2 separate regions of the Mus musculus genome follow, and region 2 is linked to region 1. A link is a loop called in an ENCODE intact Hi-C map of the cell type or tissue named here. Cell type or tissue: heart. All regions are shown on one strand. Each heading gives the region's core, and the rest is flanking DNA. Links, peaks and the distances in the headings are about the cores only.

The links. A loop is a pair of places that touch in the nucleus more often than their neighbours do. Peaks named below come from ENCODE experiments on the same cell type or tissue, not always from the same donor. Only the 100,000 strongest peaks of a DNase experiment are listed, where the experiment ranks them.
Region 2: a loop joins it to region 1, with 2.6 times the contacts of the local background. A loop is called at or near these places in 5 of 42 quality-filtered maps.

Annotation. Positions count from the first base shown.
Region 1 is chr10:86,180,107-86,185,482 of GRCm38, forward strand. The region is part of intron 6 of Syn3 (synapsin III); the gene reads right to left. It overlaps Gm35636 (a long non-coding RNA gene), which reads left to right. Exons shown (of 8, transcript XR_003949028.1): 5 at 78-5,376. Among named protein-coding and RNA genes, the nearest start is that of Gm35636, 21 kb to the left of the region's middle. In heart, for the core only: a CTCF peak has its summit at 2,258 (motif pointing right); DNase peaks (open chromatin) are centred at 2,255 and 3,185.
Region 2 is chr10:86,271,578-86,276,953 of GRCm38, forward strand. The region is part of intron 6 of Syn3 (synapsin III); the gene reads right to left. Among named protein-coding and RNA genes, the nearest start is that of Timp3, 26 kb to the right of the region's middle. In heart, for the core only: no CTCF peak of the experiment used is centred there; DNase peaks (open chromatin) are centred at 1,464, 2,044 and 2,394; H3K27ac peaks cover 596 bases.

The sequences.
Region 1 (5,376 bases), core at 215-5,214:
ACCCTGCTGTGCACGATGCTCTGAGGGTCTGACTTGGGGGGAATGGTGCTTGTTTTTACTTCTTATCTGCCATGTAGGTGGTGGCACATGCCACATTCCCTACTTCAATGTATCTTCAGTGGAGTGGAGACTACTACACAGCAAAGGCTGGCCCAAGGCAGAGTGGTGCAGAATTCAGAGGAACAGTTTAAGCATCTGGCTTCTTCCTGGAACAGAGAAGACCCTGCCCTCCCCACCCAGTGCCAGGATTGTATCTTATGTATTTTGACTCTCCTATAATGCCTTGTGGTGAGCACGTGGTCCTCACAATGCTTGATGAGTAGATAAAAGGTGAATTGCTTGTTAAAGTCCCTGAGAAGGACTTGGGGACAGTGAAGAAAATGTGAAAGAGGAGGGAGAAAAAAAACAGGAAAGGGGTAGGAGCTGAGAAGGGACCTTTCCATTTTTATTGCAAAGAGGATCTGGGGAGACAGAATAAGGGGAGAGCTTGGAAAGAGGGGGAATAAGGGTAGCAGGGGTCAGGCTGGGGACAAAGGGCTCTGGGTGGCCTGGCTGATGTGACTTCCCTGAACTCTGGGTGGCTGAGTGGGTGAGGAATGGAGCTGTCAGCACCTGGGAAGCCTCGGGACTCCCAGGTAGAGTGAGTTTGTAGAGTGGGAGAGCATGTCTTACAGGGTGGTTGCCTGGCCAAGGCTATGGCATGTATCCAGCGAGTCAGAAGCTGAGCAGTGAATATCTCTTCTAGAGTTGCGAAGTACCCACCTCTCATGTTTGCCAGGCTTTTGCAAGTTATGCATTCTAACTGTAAAGTTGCCAACTGGAGGCATCCCACCACCAGCAGTCACTATTGCTCCCTTTGATGGACTAGGAATTCAGGGTGCCATTGAGAGAGGGGCGTGATATATACTCCTCCATTGGCTAAGAAGGAAACGAGGTCTAGATCTTGAAGAATGATCTTCAAGAATGAGTCCCATCTGAGGAGAAAGTCAAGGGGGACATAGGACACGAGCAAAGGAACATGGTTCATGTGGTCACAAGCACAGGAATCCCTGCTAACACGTGGCAAACAGCTTACTTGCTGGGTGCTGCTCAGAGGGCCTTGCATGCTGAACTCCATCAATTCTCACAGCAACATAGTCTGCCTGTGCTTTAGGGATCTCTTTTCTTTTCTTTTCTTTTCTTTTCTTTTCTTTTCTTTTCTTTTCTTTTCTTTTCTTTTCTTTTCTTTCTTTCTTTTTTTTTCTTCTTCGAGACAGGGTTTCTCTGTATAGCCCTGGCTGTCCTGGAACTCACTTTGTAGACCAGGCTGGCCTTGAACTCAGAAATCCGCCTGCCTCTGCCTCCCAAGTGCTGGGATCAAAGGCGTGCGCCACCATGCCCAGCTTGGGGATCTTCTTCTTATGGGTGAGGAAATGCAGGCTCTGGGAGTTCAGGGGAATAAGGAGCGGTAGGCTAGGGATGGGAGCTCACACAGGGCAGGCATTCATATGGTCCTGGCCGGGCAGGGGTGGGGGTGGGAGGGCAAGGCAAGAAGGGCTGAAGCCTATGTGGAAAGAGTTGGAATGGAGCAATGGAAGGGAAGATATTCAGATCCCAACTGGCAAGCAAGAGGGAGCCCCTGAGGGTCTGAGAAGGAGAGTGGTAGGAAGGGCAGTGAGTCTTAGCAGAAAGCTCTCACAGCCTGTAACCTCAGGCAAAGGCCTGATTCCTGGGCTGCCTTGCTATGCTCCTTATGTAAGCACTGTCTGACCCTGCCAGGCAATGCAGAGAGAGTCAGTTGACATGCCCACCTGTCCTGGTTCTGTGATGAGCTGGGTGACCCAGGGCAAGTCACCTTACCAGGGATGAGCCAGATAAACAAACAGCTGTTCTAGACAGTATAGACAACATCTAAAGCAAGTATATAGCAAGTATAGCAAATCTGTGCTCTTTCTAGAACCTTCCTTATAAGGGTCTGCTTCATTCACCAGTTCAATGATGATTCTTACAGCAAGGGCAATTAGGGGTTAGGGATCTTAAGACAAGATTAAGATGTGGTACCTCCTCGAAACTAGCTGCTTCTCAAAGCCACCTTAAGGGGAGACTGCAGCCAGTTGAAGGCAGATCAAGGCTTCTTAGAAGTTTCTCTTTTTACCTGTTACCTGTAACTCCAAGCCAATGAGCAGGCAAACCATTACCAGGTTCTGATTAGTACTGCTTGCAGGTCACCCCATCTCTAGAACAGTAGCAGGCAACTGGACCTGGGTCAGTATGGCCACCAGGTGGCGGTCTCCAGAACTTACTCAACCTGCAGAGGTTGCTGGGAAAGTGCCCTCTGTTGTCATGGAGGAGAGCTGCCACTTAACAACTTAATGTGGTGAGTCTCATCTTCAAGCAAAACAAAGAGCTTAGGGAAAGCACATAGGAGTTAGTGTAGGAGGAGGGACGTCTGGGCAAAGGAAAATGACATGACATGACATGTTGCCTCATTCAATGCAACAGAACTTTCTGGATTTCCTTCCCTGGACTCTCCCCAGCCCCAGGTCTGCATTTATGATTCTCCTGGAACACCTCCTCATAACATATGCCATGCTCAATTTACATCATATGCTTGCTTGTATCTCTTACAACTGGGATCACATCCATTTCCTCTTGGAAACACTGGTGCCGACACAGGATCTGCCCAGAGAAGGGATTAAAGTTCTTTGTTGAGTGAATGAAACTTACTCTATAGACAAATTTAAAACAGATTTGCTTGGACACCAATGCCCTGGTGAGAAAATTCGAGACCATATATACCCTCATCCTTAGCCTTGGGAATTGCATGGGAGAGATGCAGCTCAGGGTTCCCTAATGTGACCCACTGAAAGATGGACTGGCATTGAATTCACATCCAACTCTGCCCCAAAGATGTTTATCTTACTTTTATCACACAGAGTAGCAAGGCAGAAAAGAAAGTGAATCTGGGCTCAGCTGAGTCTGAAACCCATCGGAGGAATGCATAGTGTCTATCTATTTTGTGTTTTACTTCACTCCCATCTCTAATAATGGAGAGGCCTGAGTTTTAGAGTCTGACTGTTGGGGTAATCAGGCTCGGTCTGCTTGTCTATCATCTTTACTCTCTTGTGCTGCCGGAACCTCCACCTTCCTGCTGGAACTCTGGTAGGGAGGAAAGGCAGCATAGCTGCCCAGAGGCCCAACTTCCTTGCAATCCAGTCCAGCTGAAGCCAGCCCAGGGACAAGCTCAGAGTCCCTCTTGAAGGAAATGATTCAGAAACCACGGTGGCCTGGCAGCCACTGTAATTCATAGTACATCAATAGGGGAATTATGTGTAGGGCTGAGAACACCAAAGCGCTCATTTCTTTCCTTCATTCCCTCCTCTCTCTCTCTCTCTCTTTCTCTCCCTCTCCCCCCTCTCACTCTCTCCCTCCCTCTGCCTCCCTCTGCCTCCCTCTGCCTCTCTCTCTCTCTCTCTCTCTCTCTCTCTCTCTCTCTCTCTCTCTCTCTCTCTCTCTCCCCCTCCCTCCTCTTCCTCCTCTTCCTCCTCCCCCGCCTCTTCCTCCTGCTTTTGCCTTTGCCTTTCTCCTTTTGGCTGTAAATCAATTCCAAGGCAGCCCAGCACATGCTTCTCATTAATAGCTTGGGCACCACCTTGGAAGAGAAAACAAGACAGAGGAAGACTAGGATATAAAGAGACCCACCCTACAGAACGTGTGTACTAGTGTGTGTGTGTGTGTGTGTGTGTGTGTGTGTGTGCACCCTCGTGCATATGCGTGATTTTCATCACATTATGTCAACTCCAATATCTCCAATTTCCAGAAGGAATGGTCAAGGAGAAAGTTTAGATTTGGGATAGAAGTTTGAGCATGCCACTTCAATTACTTTTGTCTACTGACCGGTGAAGTGAGACCTAAAAGGGGGTGGAAGTGTCTGTCAGATGTCCAACTCAGGCACTTTGCATCTGGCTGCAGAGACTGCCATTTTAGACTTCAAATCATCACATTTTGGACAAAGCGTGATTTCTTTCCCCATGAGTTGTAAAAATAAGACTTTATGTCTAGTTTTATACCCACTGCCTGTTATTTTTTTTTCTTATTTTCAAGAGAAGGGAGGATAGTTCTGTATGAAGTCATGCATAGAGGAGGCACCTGCACAGACAAAATTGCTTTTGTCTCACGTGATTGGCTGTCTCGGTTGAGTGACATGGGTGTCTATTGGCTTCTGAGTACCTCGCTCTGTTTTTCCTTTCTATTCCTTATCTCCTGCATTTCTGTCTCCTACCTGGTGCTCTGTCCTTGGCCCCTTCTCTTCACACATCTGAGTTCATGGGTTCAAGAGGTACCAGTCAGTCCAAGGTTTCTACAACTCTTCTGTAGTCTGCTCACCTTCTCTGAGGGACAGATGTGGACACACCCCTGCACCAGCAGCATTTTCTTGGGGACCACAAATGGAATTTATCATTTGCCGTAAGGCTTGCTGATTACTTGGGTTTGTTGCTAAGCAGCCACACATTCAGTATAGTGAGGGTTTGAAACATCATAGAATTGCTGGAATCTTGAAGATCTGGAAGGGCCTGAGATGGCATAGTGCCATGACTAAGTTACTTAACTCTCTGATTTCTTCATCTGCAAAATGGAGACAGCAAAAAGAATCTATCTCTAAAGGCTCTCATCAAGAGCAAATAAGTAGATATAACACCATTAGGAGAGAGCCTGGCACACAGAACAGGCTCAGGTGATGCTGAGCCTTTTTCAAGATGCATCTTGGCACACCTGCTTGCCCCATACTTTCTCACCATTTCCCAAAGACAACAGTCAATTGGCCTCAGGATATTCCCCTGGCTTAGGATGCTCTCCATACATCTAGGAACAAATTCTTACTAAGTGCTGAGGTAGAGGCCAGCTATAGGTTCCCTTAGAAGGGGCTAGCGGCTCCCTTTTGGTTCTCGGGGAGCATTATGTTACTGCCAAGTGGCTGATAGAACTGCATCCCAGATCCCAGTCACCACTTCTCCAGCATCAGCATCAAAATCCACCTCTATACACTTGCTGAGAAGTCTGTGCTGGCTTGGACCATGGTGCTTTATTTTATCTGCTCATTCTTATTGGAAGAGCCCCCAATCTCTCTCTCCCCCTCCCCTTCCCTGCCCCTCCCCCCAATTCTGTGCGAGTGTGTGCTCGCACACACACATATGGTCTTTGGACAATCTTGGTTGTCATTCTTCAGGCACTTCCCACAGTTTATGTGAGGAAAGGTCTCTCACTGGCCAGGAACTTCTTCAAGTAAGCCCAGCTAGCTGACTAGCTAACTTCTAGGGATCCACCTATCTCTACTGCCCCGTCTCACCATTACTGGCTTACAAATTTATACCATGACACTTGGATTTGTATGTGGGA
Region 2 (5,376 bases), core at 305-5,304, 92 kb after region 1:
CAGCACTCTTCTCAGAACTTTGAATGTGTAAGCTATACAAACACAATCTTATTGTAAAAGGCAAAAACATGTTTAGTAAATCCATAAAGTAATTATTATTTTTTGTATTTGTATATACCATGTGTACTAGCTAGTTTTGTGTCAACTTGACACATCTGGAGTTATCACAGAGAAAGGAGCTTCAGTTGAGGAAATGCCTCCATGAGATCCAACTGTAAGGCATTTTCTCAATTAGTGATCAAGGGGGATAGGCCCCTTGTGGGTGGGACCATCTCTGGGCTGGTAGTCTTGGTTCTATAAGAGAGCAGGCTGAGCAAGCCAGGGGAAGCAAGCCAGTAAGAAACTCCATGGCCTCTGCATCAGCTCCTGCTTCCTGACCTGCTTGAGTTCCAGTCCTGACTTCCTTGGTGATGAACAGCAACATGGAAGTGTAAGCCCAATAAACCCTTTCCTCCCCAACTTGCTTCTTGGTCATAATGTTTGTGCAGGAATAGAAACCCTGACTAAGACACCATGGGAATTCATTTAACCTTCACAAGAGAACATCTTAACTGGAATATTGCCTCCAGCAGATTGGCTTTTTGGCATGTCTGTGGGGCATTTTCTTGATTGCTAATTGATGTGGGAGGACCCTGCCCACCACGGGTGGTGTCATCCCTTCCTAGGCAGGTAAGCCTGATCTGTATGAAAAAGGCTGAATGTGAACCAGGAAGTAAGAACCAGCAAACATCATTTCTTCCTTGGTTTCTGCTCCAGACCATGAGTCCCTGCTCTGACTTCCTTCCACGCACAGACAAATAAGTTGTTTCTTTTCTTCCTTTAAGTTGTTTATGTTATGATGACTTTCACAGTAACAAAAAGCAAACGAGGGCATTCCCATTTACTGACTTGGAAACTGAGGCAGAGCCAGGCTTCAAATCCAGATAGTCTGTCTACATGACTCGTATGTATGTAGCATTGGGGACTCAGAGTACTCCAGAGATTATTGGCAGTGATCTGAACTGTAATAGATCCACAGGAAGCCAATGGGAAGTTTTAGGGTCTTTACTACCTTGGGTAAAGAAAGTTCAGATCTAAAAATGAGGACAAGAAAGTTGACATAGATGATCAATGAATAGAGAGAAATAGCAGGCGATGAATAAGCATCTTTGGAAGTAGGACAAAGCATGGAGACAGAGGAACAGTACTGATGTCCATACAGGGGTCTGGGTGCCTCTAAAACTGGAGGGAGAAGCTGCAGTTGCTAATCAGCTTTCCTGAAGAACTAGCAGAGAGGGGGATCCAGCATGGAACAGGAATTCTGCTTCTCTGTAACAGGTCCTCTGACGAGAACTGGACACGTACAGTTAATAGCTCTTGGACATCCCTCTTATTTCTTCCTTTGCAAAGAAGCAAAGAAATCTCTGAGGAAACCAGCTTGGGTGGGGTCAGAGGGCAGCTCCCAATAGCCAAATGCTACAGGTTTCTTAAGAACTGGATAGGAAAATGGCAAAAGGTAGCCTAGTGGCCTAAAATAAATCTGGCTCTAAGTCAAGAGGATGAGCTTGCATCCGGGCTTAGGGTCTAAATTGATATCCACTGAAATACTCCCAAGAGGGACAGTCACCATACAGCTCTACATCCTGGTGTTGCTACTATGGAATTGCTGTCTTCATCTGTAAAACTCAGAGATCCATGAGGATCTGAATAGAGATGCTCAGGTGCTGTGCAAATGGTGGGGTCAGAAAGCAATGGGAGACATTTTCCTGTGTGCCTTAGCCTTACTTTTTCACCTCTCCTTCCTCATAGTCTTTCCCCTTTCTTGAAAATCTCAGGAAGATCTTGAGCTCACATCTAATGCTGTAAACACCATGCCCTTACTCGGTAAGCAGGAAGTTGGTCTCCACCCCGACCCTCTTTTGTCCTTCCTTCAGGGACCCCGCTCCCCCTGCTATTTAGTTTCCTGCTTCCTGGTAACTTGTCCTGAATTAGTTATTTTATTCTGTGCTTAAGAAGTCACATGAGCTAGGGTGTGAGTGTGCGTTGTGAGTGCATGAGGGCTGTGTGAGCCAGAGGGCAGGAATAAACACATGGAGCCAAGGGGAAAGGCAGGGGTAAGGGTCACTCAGAACAAGCCAGTCCCAAGAAATTAAAATTAGCCCTGGGAACGAGAATGTTGGGGTCTCCAAGGAACAGCAGCTGTGAAAAGAAAGACGAGGAGGGAAAATACACCCTGCACCACAGCCGCTGCAAACCTCGCTGGCCCACCACATCTGCCCTGGGGTCTCCCCCAGCTTTGGTCCCCCGCCCCCACCAGGCTATCTCTGGCCAAGTCTGTGAGGTCGAGCAGTGAGAATTTCCTTCACATGCTGTCATTTTCCTCTCTGGTAACCGCAGAACAATGTGGCCTAGGATTCCTGATAGGACAAAGTTTAATTGGAAACAGGAAAGCCGAGGACAAGTTTGGGTCTGGGATGGCGATGATAATGAGAAAATGACAGGCCAGTCCAGGGAAGAGGGTGACAGAGGAGGATGGTCACATGGTGAGGACGGTGCACGCACGCGCTGGAAGCTCTCTTGGGAGAGTTGAACACGTGAGGGGAGACTCGGGCCTGACTCTCAAGGGAAGCTTCCTGGATAAGCAGGAGGATAGGGGAGCTTGGGAGGCTATGTAGCAGAATCTGGATGGGCATTGTGGGAGCTTACGCTTTCACGGGGCTGAATTCCTGTCTCAGATGGGGAGCAGAGCCTGGGCGATAATAGAGGTGCCAAAGCGAGACTGGGAAGCCATGGAGAGCAATCCCTTCCTCAAGACTCTGGTCCTAGACACCTAAGAGTCTACAAGTATTAGGCTTCCTCCCGCAGCTCCCCACTGAGATGGGGCAGCTCAATTTTTAGGGAGTTTTGGTGAAAATGAGGTTGTTATACCTCTAGGATATGAAGATGGGGAGCGATTTTCACAGTCGTAGTTCTGTCAACCATTTGGGGTATGAGTGGGATACGGACACTCTGGAAAGACGGGAAGGAGAGGTATGATGTGGGAGAGGCCGTAGTCTCTCAGAGGGCAAGGGTCTGTGTGTACTTCTCGTGGCCACAGCACTAGTCTCTCAGCTTGTCTTCCTGCGCTACTAACTGCCACCCACAGTGGAAACTTCCAGAAAAGAAACATGGGAGGTTTTATGGTGTTTTCTTCATTGTTATCGCAAAATACCCAAGAAAAACAACTTAGAAGGGAAAAATATTCATTTTCTTTCCCTATTTCAATGGGTTCAGTACATCACAATAGACAGCCTGACAGAACAGAGCATCTCACATCAGGTGGCCAGGAAGTAAGAGTGTCCGAACCAAAGGGGGCTCCTTCTTGTTCCTCTACTCAAGCCCACAGCCAATGGGATGGTGCGGACTAATCCTCTCTGGAAAGGCCCTCCTAAGTACAGCTAGAGGTGGGCTTCACCAATCTCCTAGGTAACTCTCAATAAGTTCATTGATAATCATGAATAATCATCTTAGTTGTGTTTACCAAGATGTCCATAGCACTCAAACTTGTACCTGGTACATGGCAGGCACTCCACAATGGCCTGCTGAGTAAGTCTGATGGTGTTCCCAGCGTTCCTGTGATGAGGAAACTAGTGCTTGGTAAAGTAGATTCAGATTCCCAATGTAAAGGAAAAGCCAAAATTCTGATATCTATTTTCTTCTTGGAAATTCACACCCATGACTGTCTGTAGGCAAGGATATCTCATAAAGTTCCCAAAGGTGCAGAATTCCTGTGCTGAGTTAGTCTGAGATTCAAATGATAGGCTTAGTTGTCTCTCTAGCTGAAAATCAAAGACACATGCACACAGAGAGACAGAAACAAATCAGCGATACAGAGAGAAACAGTCACAGGCATACACACACACACACACACTCAGAGAGAGAAAGAGAGAGAGACTGAGAGAGAAACAGAGAGAGACAGCGATGGAGAAGCACACACAGAGACAGAGACAGAAAACAAAGCATCGCTTTGTATCCAGTTTCCCAGGTTTATTCCAGTTGTGTGGCAGTGGATTGCAGGGAAAGAATCGCAGGCGATTGTGTATGTTCTTGATATACTGTTGGTTTGCAAAATTAAATAGATTAATTCTAAAACACATGCATTATAGATGGACACAGTTGCACATGTATAATTCAAGCATTCGAGAAGAAAGTGTGGGAGGATTGCCGTATTTGAGGCCAAGCTGGTCTAAATAGCAAGTTCTAGAGGCAGCCAGGGCTGCATAGTGAGACCTTGTCTAAAAACAACCCCAAGCCAAAGCAAGTAACCAAACAGACAAGCAAAAATACAACATGTATTTTATGAACTCAGTTCCAATTGACACTTGGATATGTCAGGCCATTTTGTTTGTCTCTCCCTTTTCACTCCCTTCTTCGTTTTGTCCTTGTGACTATTCCTATAGCTCCTCTTTCTTGCCAAGTCAAAATTAGTCAAAGGCAATATGTGTGTGTGTGTGTGTGTGTATGCACATATACAAATGCTAATGACCATGTCATATTACTCTCCTGTAGTCATTCCTAACACCTATGCAAAGCCAATCTTCTCTTTCCCCTACAAACATCAACTCCCTTTCATTATATGTTGTCCATCAAGTGCAAAAGCCACCTAAATATATCACACCTGCACTAGAAGGAACCGTGGCTAGAGAAAAACATGCAGGACTCAGGACTATGCCACCATCACAGTGTACTTGCTTGGCTTCCTCCTCCTCCCAATCTTCTAGGCATGACGATACTTTTCTTCTCCTGCTCCTGGCTCATCCTCTTCTCCATTCTCAGAGGTAAGACTTGGTTCCACTTCATTTCGATGAAGCAGTCAGAGCAGTCAGATGAAGACTTGCAGAGCCCCCACCTCCGCATCCACCCACGGGCAGTATCCCGGCCACACGCACTCATTCATTTGTTGAGGCTACGTTCCTACTATGGAGACCCCTAACTTATGCACCTGTTTCATGGATTCTAGGACATCAATCCCTGGACCGTATCCACTTTCTTCTAGCACAACCACCGTCATTTCTCTACCATAACCACTACCATCGCAAACCACTACCTCCATCATCCAAACACATCCAACTTGAAAATGAAAAGCTTTTCATGACTCAACAGTCCTCATCTGTTTTGTTTTTATTTTTATTTTGTTTTTGTATTTTATAAAAGGGAAATGTGCCTATCTGACTATGTGAACTCTGTCCGTCCCCCCCCCCCCGTCTGTTTCTCCATCTCTCCATTTGTTTTCACCATCAATGTCTCCACGTTATGAGTTCGGACCACCAACTTTTAACTCTTACTTAATTTAAGCAAGCCATTGCATTTGACGACCAGTCACTCCACACTGAAACTCTCTCTCCCCTCGCCAGCCAT